2 separate regions of the Homo sapiens genome follow, and region 2 is linked to region 1. The links are chromatin loops, found by intact Hi-C in ENCODE. Cell type or tissue: GM12878. All regions are shown on one strand. Links, peaks and the distances in the headings refer to the core of each region. The heading gives the core; the rest is flanking DNA.

Evidence for each region. A loop is a pair of places that touch in the nucleus more often than their neighbours do. Peaks named below come from ENCODE experiments on the same cell type or tissue, not always from the same donor. Only the 100,000 strongest peaks of a DNase experiment are listed, where the experiment ranks them.
Region 2: it touches region 1 in a loop (2.1-fold over the local background); 3 of 110 quality-filtered maps call a loop at or near these places.

Annotation. Positions count from the first base shown.
Region 1 is chr1:172,269,269-172,275,410 of GRCh38, reverse strand. All of the region lies in intron 15 of DNM3 (dynamin 3), which reads right to left. Among named protein-coding and RNA genes, the nearest start is that of DNM3OS, 130 kb to the right of the region's middle. In GM12878, for the core only: no CTCF peak of the experiment used is centred there; no DNase peak of the experiment used is centred there; H3K4me3 peaks cover 499 bases; H3K27ac peaks cover 1,800 bases.
Region 2 is chr1:172,335,644-172,341,785 of GRCh38, reverse strand. The region is part of intron 17 of DNM3 (dynamin 3); the gene reads right to left. Among named protein-coding and RNA genes, the nearest start is that of C1orf105, 82 kb to the left of the region's middle. In GM12878, for the core only: no CTCF peak of the experiment used is centred there; a DNase peak (open chromatin) is centred at 3,240; H3K4me3 peaks cover 543 bases; H3K27ac peaks cover 3,482 bases.

The DNA of each region.
Region 1 (6,142 bases), core at 693-5,692:
AAATATTTTCCAGATTGTAGAAGAAAATTAGATTATGTTGAAAATAATTAATGATAAAATAACTTTAGTGACAAATATTGAGCCTGCATGTTCTTGTTCTGTATGTTCTATCATCTGTATATTCACACAGATGATAGCCTCTGTGTTAGAGGTATAGTTAATGGAAATTTGATCTATCCAATAATTTAATAAGTATCTGGACCATGTGTTCTAATCTATGAGATATAAGTGATATACACTTTGAATGGTTCTACCTGATGAGCCCACACTACCATAACTAATTCTACTTGTGCATCTAGCAACAGCTACACAGATGGCAAGTCATAGTTGTCTAGGAATAATTAACCTTGACTAGACAGTGCATGTGGCAAATTCAACCTTACATTTGTGATGGCCAATAACAGAGCATTGCTTCAGGTCCCAGAACTGCTTGTTTACTAGTGTATAATGACAAAAATACAGAAACAAAGAGTAAGCAGTTGGAAGCCCTTGTAGCAATTTGACACTGCTATGACATCCAAGCCCTGATCAGTGGACTAGTCTGTCTTGTTCAAGTGTTTAGACCAGTTTGAGTGCTGCTGAACTCATAAGGTGAGTCTCATGCCATGCAAGTTGCAAACTGCTCAGGCGTGCAATAGGACCTTGCATTGATCTGCAAGTAATTGAAAATTAAAAAAAAAAAAAAAACCTTCACTAGAGAAGGTTTAAAAACCAGTGTTTCAGGGAAATTCTCGGTTTTAAATTTCTCACCATTTTGATCCAAGATGAAGGATATTAAGCAAATAACCCTTGGCATACATAGCATTTAGTAAAAAAAATCCAACAGCTCAATATTTCTTGGCTTTCATCACTTCTCAGATCTATCACAGTGGAGGGGAAGGAAGGAAAGGTATGCATGATATCTTTACCCCAGACTAGAAAAGTGGCTCTCTCATTTGAGACTGAAGCCCTGTTCCTTTCCCTCTGGGGCAGAATTAAAGAGCAAGGGATATGCTTATGTTGTTGGTGATAAGGCTGTCCTCTTTAGTCACTTCTTCATTTCCACACATCCTTCTCAAACATCAACACATTTCTAGCATCTTCATCCCCTTTCAATCCTGAGCTAGTTGATGATTTCTCTCCCTGACACCATCTGCCCTGCATCATCACTCAGCAAAGAGCAATGGTAGTTAAAGGGAGTAAACAAATGCTCTGGAAATTCCATCACTGTTTCGGTTTTTATATTGGGGTTGAGTAGGAGGGGACTGAGTGACATGGCTTTCGATGCTAAGATAAATCTATCAATTTAGCTGACATGAGTTTGACTTTTCAGAGGTATTCTGTCTTTACCATCTGCTTTACGACAGTGTGTAGGGGACTTGAAAAATCAAATTTGGCAATCAATGTAATATTGATTCTTCACAAGTAAGAGAAACATCCAACAGACTTACTTATGCAATAAGCACACCCCCCATTGCATGAAAATACAGCTTAAGCTGATGTGACACCACTGAATCATTATATCACGTATTGCATAACTGCCATTTCACAATAGTCCTCAAAGTATTATCTGGGGACTACTGGGGTACACAGGACTCTTTCAGGAGTCCCCAAGATCCTTTCAGATGTTTCTCCAGATCAAAACCATTGTCATAATACTAGTTTGCTTTTTTCACTTTCATTCTGTTATGAATATACAGAGAAGTTTATCAAAAAGGGACATGATGTGATGATGTTATTACCTGGCAATTAATGGAAAGTAAAGTTGTGTACTAGAAATTTGAAAGAGAGTATGTGCATTTTCTGAGATTAACTCATTTGTTCTCAGTGCTTCTACCACACCCTTAATAATTATTTTTGTTTATGCTTGCTATAATCTTTGTTAACCTCATTATCATCCAATACATTGTGATTTTGAAATCCTAAAGTTTCCCTTGGGCCTATGTACAGACACAACAAGAAGTAAGTATATCTTTTTGTCTTGTTTTGCAATGCTTTAATTTACAAAACTTGTAGTTTTAAAATTTTTATCTAAAATGTATTATTTTAGGATTTAGTAGTTCTAAAATAAAAGAAAATGTATTTTCCTTATGTTTAAGGATGGCTCATTGGCTTAAAAAAGGGAGATTTGAAGAGAAACTTTCTCAACCCTAGCTGCAACAGCTACATCTAAAGATATTGAAGAAGATAAGACTGACATGTCAGAGTTAGTGCTCTGACTCCTAGAAGGAAGGCATCTAATGCAAAGAAACAGGACAAAACTATAAATAACAAAAAATTAAAACTACAAATAAAGCTTTCTCTTATTTTTTAACATATGTATATAATTTACCTATTGTCTTTTGCAATTGAACACTTGAATAGCATTTTAATGCCACTTAAGTTACAGCCTCATTTTGAGATGAATCATTGAACATTTAAAGAAAAAAGAATAAAATATTTTAGACATAGGTATGTTCTTTGTAAGCCCAATATTGTTTGTTAGGGCTTTTCAAACTAGAAGTGAAAAAGTCCTTGAAGCATTTTATAGGATAAATCATTGTGCTGCATTAGCTGGAGAAGTGCACACTAGCTGAGAGTCTAAAAGCTTTTGTACAGTTGGCATTGCTGAATGTCTACTGGATAACAGAAGTCAAGAAAAAGAAATGACTATAATTTTAAAATGACAGAGTTAATTTGTCTAATTAAATATTTAGTTGCTGCCATGAAACATGAGTTTAGAACTCTAATCTGCAGAATTATACTTTTGCCCTAAAATGGACAAGTCTAAAGAATGACACTTGTTTTGATTCTATTTGTCTGGTATCAGTACTAACTAATCCTCAAAGATATTCATTTAAATGAATTCTTATCAATGAACACAAGTATTACTGAAATAGCCAAAGTGTAGAATCACTTTAATTTCATGGTTTATGGAGCAACAAATATATTAACATTGCACTGATGGTGCAAAGGCAAGGGTGGGTGCCCTAGCATAAACCAAGGCAACATCACAATGAGGTACTGACTGATGGTCATTGTAGCCTTCACTGCTATGTCATCACAGTTTTAAAAAAAGCAAGTTTCACTTAAGGATATCCTGATGAAGCAGTTAAAAATATTAATTCTATTATATCCAAAGATTAAATTTTAATTTAGATTCATATATTCTAGATAATAATTATGTATTAATTATAAGTGAATATTTTCTAGAGATTAAATTTTAATATTCCATGTCACAAAATAAGAAGTACACACAAGCACTTCTGCTGTATCCTGAAGTGCTTGTCTCAAGCAAAGCAGTTGTAAGGTGAAGCAGATGCTGTTTTTCATGGGATTCCGTTTTTACTTGAAAAACTGGCTAACAATCTATCGTTACTAAAACTTCAGTTTTTGGCAGATATTTTCTCAAAAATAAACAAAATAAGCCTGTCATTTAAAGGAAAACAACTGACACTATTTGTGGCCAATGATAAATTTTTGTGTTAGAGTTTTGGAAAACTCATATCTATCACCATGGGCGTCATTGACACCTTCCCTTTTTCTGATAAGATTGGTGGATATTAATGAATGTGATTTTTAAGCATTGTAGAATGAAATGTATAAACATTTGGAAGATCTGTGTAAATCAGTGAACCAATGTTTTCCAAATGACAAATGTATGATGTTACAAAATCATTCATAAGTAAAAGATCCATTTAAAGTGCATGATAGACCAATGAATCAGTGTAGCAGAATATAGAAAGCTCATTGATATGATTTCAGATCCCTCATTGCAATTAACTTTTAAGAAACAATTACTTGTCGAGTTTTGGTGGAATATCAAAGAAGAAGATCCACAATTTTAAAAGGCTATTAAAATACTCTTCCATTTTCTACACATCTGTGTGAGGCCAGGTTTTCATCATTGATTTCAACCAAAACAACATATTGTAACAGATTGAAAGCAGAAGCAGATATGGGTATCCAGCTGTCTTCTGTTAAACTACACATTAAGAAGATTTGCAAAACTGTAAAAAAAAGCCACTCTTTTCAATAATTTTTAAAGTAAAACATATAATTTATGTTAACATAAAATGGGTTTATTAGGGTTAGTTTTAAATAAATGAATATTTTTAAAACCTCATTTTTAATTTCTAACAATAAATATAATTGGTGGTGTGCTGATAAAAGCTTATCAACAGACTTTCTAGAAAAAGGAGAAGCTATGATTTTAGCATTTGCTAGTTTTCTGGTATAAATACTCTCACTATGGCCAGTTTCAAACAACAATGTGAAGTCAACCAACTCACAATATTCCTGATATAATCCACACACAGTCCACATAAACAAAAGCTCTTTGTGGTCTTCAACAATTTTTAAGAGTGAAAAGGAGTCCTCCTTAGTACAGTGATGATAGAGCAACTTATTTATTTTCTGAAGCAAAATCATTTTATAATATTAAAAAGAGTTTAGGCTAATATCTGGTAGTATAACACATATCACTCATACTCTTACCTATAAAAGATTTCAGTGAGGTGTGGATTTAACACACACTGAGAGCAAAGGCAGTTACTTGTTTGAATAGTCAAAACTACTCTCTGCAACTGCATTTTTTGAAACTGTTCCTTTATACCCACAGTACTTTTTTTTTTCAGATTCTAAGAAATAAACACAGGCAGTTTCAAAATTAGAAAAAGAAAGAAAGGAGAAAAACTCGCTACAGTTAGACGTTGCAAATATTTTCTTCATGAAACTATGCATCTGCTCAGAGTTAGCTGCAGAGTGTGACTAACATTTTCTACCAAGGCTTGTACCATGTCGGTTCCCTTTGCTGAGGCTGTGTGTTAATTAAAATTAATTACACATGCCAGTAAATAGTTTCCCTTTGAATGCAGCAAGTTGAAGCAGAATAATATAATTTATGTGTAAGGAATATAATTCAAACCTTCACAGTATTTTTTTTCAGCAGGTATAGGTACTAAAGACATTCTTTATGGGTAAGTTGGTGTCACCATAAGTCAACTAAAGAAAACTGAAAATATATTAGACATGCAATGTTAAGTCACACAAAGATTCTTATTTGTAAATTGTTATTTTTAAAAGACAGGTTTATTATTAATATCTTGAGTGCATGATTGAAGTAGCTCAATTATCTTCATTTAGCATTATAGTTACAAGTGCTGTTTGGCTTAAAGGCTTTTTTTTTTTTTTCAAATTCAAGAACTCCTAGGCAAGGTGTTATTACTTTAGTAATGTCAGGATAGTATATGGTAACACTGCTAATAATAGAAAACACTTATGGCTGCCAGAGATGCCATTATTCAACTCTAACTGAATTGAAACAGCAATAGACTTGAAGAATAATCCTCTTTGGACTTTTTATGTTTATTCTACTATTTGACGTAAGTTTTTTTCTTACTATATTCTACATGTTATTGCTAAAAACCTGATTATTCCAATAGTCAATAAAACATGCCCTTAGTTTCCTTTATTTTTGTTCTTGGGAGGCCTCTAAGACGGCCAAAGAGATATTGGTATTTAAACATTTCCTTCAGGCTGGGCCCAGCTAGGGATATTTTCGCAATCCTGCTTATTCATTTCTGAAGAGCTCTGCTCCCTAGGTTGCTGACTGAAATACCTGAACACTTGCTGTCTCACTACTGGCTTCAGCCTGGGGGCCCCACGCTATCACAAATTCACAAAATCACCACCACACTGGCTAAAAGGAAGCTGCAGCACACAACTCACTTTAATTCCATCCTTAACATAAGTAACCAAAATATAAACTTATTCTTTGAAATAAAAGCCTGAAACAAGACAGATAATATCTTGAATCCAGTTCTTCAGAGTGACTAATAGCTTTCAAAAAGAAAAGCTAGTTTTTTTAACAAAGCCTAGCAATCATTTGTATCAATCTCTTTTAAGGTAGAATAGTGATCTATCAGTTCTCTTACAGCTTACCACTACAGTGTCTCATTTAAAGCATGTCTCTTAGAATTGATCATATTTTTTCTGTAGCATGTTTACAACTAGCGATTGGGTCCCCTATCATTAATGAATAGCAGCTGGGGTTGTTCTATGGTTTCCAAATGGAGGCACACTTCTGTCCCAAGCTGCAGTGTTTGTCTGACGAGGGTAGTGGGGAAAGCAAATACTTGTTCCGGAAAATAGGTGGAGAGAGGGCAATGTGTTTGCTCTGAAA
Region 2 (6,142 bases), core at 797-5,796, 66 kb before region 1:
TCTTCCAGGGTTTTTATACTTATAGATTTTACATTTAGGTCTTTAATCCATCTTGAGTTAATTTTCGTTTATGGTGAAAGAAGGGGCCCAATTTCAATCTTCTGCATATAGCTAGCCAGTTATCCTAGGTCCAGTTAGGGAATAGGGAGTCCTTTCCCCAATGCTTTTATCAGCTTTGTTGAAAATTAGATGGCTGAAGGTGTGCAGCATTATTTCTGGGCTCTCTATTCTGTTCCATTAGTCTATACGTCTGTTTTTGTACCAGTACAATGCCGTTTTGATGACTGTAGCCCTGCAGTATAGCTTGAAGTTGGGTAACATGATGCATCCAGCTTTATTCTTTTTGCTTAGGATGGCCTTGGCTATTCAGGATCATTTTTGGTTTATCTGAATTTTATACTAGATTTTTCCAATTCTGTGAAGAATACTACTGGTAGTTTAATAGGAATAGCATTGAGTCTACAAATTGCTTTAGGCAGTATGGCCATTTTAATGATATTGATTATTCCTATCCATAAGTATGGAATTTGCTTCCATTTTCTTGTGTCATCTCTGATTCCTTTTAGCAGTGTTTTGTAATTCTCATTGTAGAGATCTTTCACCTCCCTGGTTAGTTGTATTCCTAGGTATTTTATTCTTTTTGTGGCAGCTGTGAATGGGATTGATTTCCTGATTTGGCTCTTGGCTTGGATGTTGTTGGTGTGGGAATACTGATTTTTGTATGTTGATTTTGTATCCTGAAACTTTGCTGAAGTTGCTTATCAGCTCAAGGAGCTTTTGGGCAGAGACTATGGGGTTTACTAGGCATTGATGGCACATATTTCAATAATAAGAGCCATCTCTGACCAACCCACAGTCAACAACATACTGAATGGACAAAAGCTGGAAGCACTTCCCTGAAAACCAGCAGAAGACAAGAATGCCCTCTCTCCCAACTCCTATTCAACACAGTATTGGAAGTCTTGGCCAGAGCTATCAGGCAAGAGAAAGAAATAAAAGATATCCAAATAGGAAGAGGAAGTCATACTGTCCCTGTTTGCAGATGACATAATTCTGAAAACCCCATAGTCTATCTAGAAAACACCATAGTCTCTGCTTCCCCCTTCCCCAACTGAAATGTCTCATTGCATTGATTTAGTGAAGGGAAATTCTACTCCATGAATCAATGAAATGTGCTTAACACAATTTATTCTAATTTATTCTTCACTTTGTGTCATGAAGATCGTAAAGTTCATAGTGAATGCACCATGTTTGTCAGTGACCCATCAGGAAAAGCTCCTAAGAATGGTCAGCATAAACCTCAATGGTGATCTTGTAAAGCAGACCAGTGGGAGCTAGGCAGGGGACCAGTATGGGAGACAGAAACTGAAGTTAGGACCAGCTATGCGGACCAAGTAGTGCTTCTCCTATGGAAACAGAAACTGAGACCAGCAATGGGGACAGAGCGGTGCTGCTTCCATGGAGTAGAGGCTGTCAACCTACATTTATAATACAAGGGAATATGTTGACCTACATCTGATTCTGATTACATCCTAAATTCCCAGAAGGAATCTAACCCAAAAGATTGGGAAGGGGCACAGTTTTCATTTGCATCATCATCTATTCCTTAAAACTCTCCTTGGTTCAGGTCCTTGCCACCTCTCTCCTTAAATACTATGACTCTCCTTGGCTCTCCTTAACTAGTACTACTTCTGGCTCCCACTAAATCCATTCTTCATACAGCTGCTAGATTGCACAATCTAAAACACCACTCTGACCTTTCATAGCTTCTTGATGGCACTGGATGAAGTATACTATCTTTAGTGATTGGACTCCTTGCCTATTGTCCAGGCATATGTCCCACCACACCTGACCTCACAAATCAGGTGTCATGCATTATGACCCAGTGAACCCTGAGCACACCTTTCTATCACCCTCTATTGTAAACTTCTGTTCTATAGTGAGCTCCTTAAGAACAGAAATCATGACTGACTTAGTAATCTTTTATTCTTAGCACCTAGCAGGTGCTCAATAAAAAATTGTTGAACAGAACTGATGTGAGGTGAGAGAAGCAATAAATGACATCAAACTCCAACAGGCAGGACAAGCAGGGAGGATATATGAAAGACGGTGGGCTTGTAGGCTTCTTTCACATATCAACTGGGAGGTGACTCAGGAAGATCTAGGCAGACACACTGAATCCCCAAGCTGGGGGAAGATTCGGAATCTGTTGCCCTAAAATATAGCTAAACACCAAGTGTTTGTTACACCTCTGGGTGCTTTGGCCCGTAAGCATAGCATGACAAAATCTATTTCAAACTGCACGATTTTGAGGAGCCCTTGGTTCCCAAACAGGTGACTGACTGGCTAATGCTGATAATGAGGCCAGGGCAAGGGCAAAGGTGTTTGACAGAGATGAGGTTGCTAAGGTGATATGAGCTAATGTGAATGTTCTAGAAACATATTGGTGAGAAAATAAACAGAAATAAAAAGGTAACACAGTTTGAAGTTGGGTAAAAATTTTCAAGAACAGCATTTTCATGGTGCTTCCTTCCCCCAAGTGTGGCAGATGCAAGCATTCAATACACTGAGAAGTCAGGAATGAAATTTAGTTAGAGGTAGACTGTAAAATAATCCCAAGAGGAAAAGCTTTTTACACATTGAAAAGCAACAACTTAACATATCAAAATACGACCAAATATTTCACAGTGAGATGTTCCCCCCAACTTTTCTTCAATAGTAATCAAACTTTCTTTTTTATTTAGAAAACCAAATGTCAATGAACATCATGATCAAGAGAAACTGTGAATACACCTTTGAACAAGTTAATATTATTTAGTAGAATAATTCTAAAAAGCAAGAATGTTAAAAGAAAGAAAACTAAAACTATACACCTGCACAAACAAACTTTCTACTATTTACGTGTGTCAAGTTCAGATGCACTTTCATTCTGGATTTAAAACCATAATGAAGGATTGATTATACACTTAGGTTCATCTGAAAAACTCCCTGAAAGTTTTCAGAGCTACTTAGCAGAAAAGTACAAAGAGATATGGTAATGACTTCTTTGAACAAACAAATATACAGAAAAGAGTGAGTTAATATGAGCTCTCAGGGCGCACCTGGTGGGCTGTGGCTGCTCTGATCCTGTGCCACAGAGAAATGCACTAGGCTTCTCTATATCATCCTTCCAGCCTGGGGATTGCCAACAGTCGTTTTCAATGAGGAAATGGAATGACTCCCCACCATCAGTGTTAAAGCTGTGAACAGAATCCATTCACAGGCTCCTAAGCTACTGGAAAAATGATTTGCTATTGCTCACAGCTGACAGGGACTTGGGAAGGATGTGATTCGAAAGCTGAATTTCTGGTAAACCCAGACTTAGGGCATGATTCTCACTATTACATCAATGTGCTTCACAGTAAAATCAAAGGCTATGGGTTTAAAAATTCTCCTCAATGGTAACGGAAGGAAAATAGTCATAGCTTTTGTAATTTACACTCTGGCTGCTGTTAGTACCTAGCACAGTAATTTCAAAACTTTAGAGGTTATCAAAATTACTCTGGCAGTTTGTTTAAAATGAATACTCCCAGGCGGGGTGCAGTGGCTCACGCCTGTAATCCCAGCACTTTGGGAGGCTGAGGCAGGTGGATCACCAGGTCAGGAGTTCGAGACCAGCCTGGCCAACATGATGAAACCCCGTCTCTACTAAAAATACAAAAATCAGCCGGGCTTGGTGGCGGGCGCCTGTGGTCCCAGCTACTTGGGAGGCTGAGGCATGAGAATCGCTTGAACCTGGGAGGTGGAGGTTGCAGTGAGCCAAGATTGCACCATTGCACTCCAGCCTAGGGGACAAAAGCCAGACTCTGTCTCAAAATAATAAAATAAAATAAAATAAAATAAAATAAAATAAAATAAAATAAAATAAAATAAAATAAAAATAAAATAAAATAAAATAAAATAAAATGAATACTCCCAAGCCATATTCCCAGATATTCCAATTCAGAAGACTTGGGATTAGCCCAGGAGTTTGCATTTTTAATTAGCAACTTGGCTATGTCTGATGCAAGGCAGATGGCCCACTTTGAGAAAACTTGAGCTAGTGGACACTCATGGTCTCTTCCCTATTCTTCAACAGTGTTCCCAACTGAACATTGATACTATTCTACAAGATGGTGACAGGTGTGATTTTCTTAAAAAGTGTGTTATTTGATCAAATAAATTCAGGAATTACGGTGTTAAAAACTTTTACATGTTTCTTTATCCCTGTTTTTCTCAAATACTTTAAAATGCTAATATACTTTGTGTATCACCAGAAGGGAGATGCAGAACACAATGTAACTTAAATGTTTTGGATAATGGAATCTTCTTCTCTTCTTTTTAAATAGTCTGAGCATACTTTGGGAAGCACTGCTATAGAGAATGTTCATCTAAGAAAATATAACAGCAGAGAACGACTGAGATGTGTAATCTGTAATCTCTGTGGAACTGGTTTAGTAGTAGGGTATATGAAAATACAGTGTTTAGGGAAGACTGGAATAAGATGCCAGGCCACAAACAAATTCTGAATGTAAAAGCCAGGCCATAAATAACTCAGCAATAGGTAGCCCTAATGATGCCTATCAGGGCCTTATTAAATAGTAAAGTCCTTGGTAAATGGTAAGCTTGGAAAAGGGGTGATATTTGGAGAATGAGGATAACATTGGGAGTCAGAAAAACTATTGGTTCCAGAATCACAGAAGGCACTTTGACAAAGATGAAAACATCATGCAAGTACAAAAAATAATGATAGCCGATACATTGGAAGATAGCCAATACATTTTGAGAATTAAGTTTGTTCCTTGCACTATTCTACATATTTCACAAATATTAACTCATTTAGTCCTCGTGAGGTAGATTGTCATCAAGCTCCATTTAATGAATGAGGAGAGAGGATCAGAGTCACTTGCACAAAGTCACCCAACTAGTTAGCAGCAGAGCTGGGATTTGAGCTCTGACTGGCACTTTAAAACTCTGCATTCCCTTATCCCTCTAATTAGAGTCAATAGGTGTGCAGTTGCAGTTAAAGAAGACTATCTGAGAGGAGGGACTTTTTTTTTTTTTTTTAAAGGTAAAGACACGATCAAACTGCCAAGGATTAAATAAGAAGGTAAAAGAAAACATTGTAGGCTGTGATTAGGTAAGATATCAGGAATGTGAACCAGCTCTAGATTTAAGGAAAGTAAACTGATGACATGAATCAAAACTTTATAATTTGTAGTAATAATTTTTAAAAATGTAATATATAAATTATAAAATTTATATATATAAATTATAATTATAGAAAACCTTTAATTGTGTATTTCCTGTGACACTTTTCTCTTCTATAAATCTACCCTAAGGAAATAATCAGAAATGTAGATGAGAAATTATGCATAAAGATGTTTATTCTAAATTTGTATACAATAATAAATTAGGTTGAAATTGAGTATAAACATTAGAAAGTGCATTAACGCTAGACTTAACCCTGGGTTTAATCAAATCCTGATGCGTTCACTTATTAGATGTGTGACCTTTGGCCAGTTTGCTAACTTTGCTAAGCTTCATGCTCTTTCTCTCTAAAATGGAGATTCTCAACAGCAGTACTACTGACATTTTAGACGGATCATTCTTTGTGTGGGGGGCTGTCCTGTGCCTTATAGGGTGTTTAGCAGCATCTCTGGCCTATACCCACTAGATAGTAGCACCCCCAACCCGGCTGTGACAATCAAATATGTCTTTAGACATTGCTAAATTCAAGCTAAAATGTGGATGTTTACCACTCTCAGATGTGATATTTGTATTCTCTTTCCCTTCTTTTTTTGACTTTTTGACTTCAACTTTTATTTTGGATTCAGGGGGTAAACGTGCAGGTTTGTTACATGAGTATATTATGTGATGCTGAGGTTTGGGGTCCAAATGATCCTGTCACCCAGGTACTGAGCATAGTACCCAAAAAGTAATTTTTCAGTCCACGTCCCCTCTTTCCCTCCCCTATCCAGTAGTCCCCAGTGTCTACTGTTGTCTTCTGTATATCCATGTGTACTCAGTGTTTAGCTCCCACTTATAAGTGAGAACATGTGGTATTTGGTTTTCTGTTTCTGTGTTAATTTGATTAGGATGATAGCCTCCAGCTGCATCCATG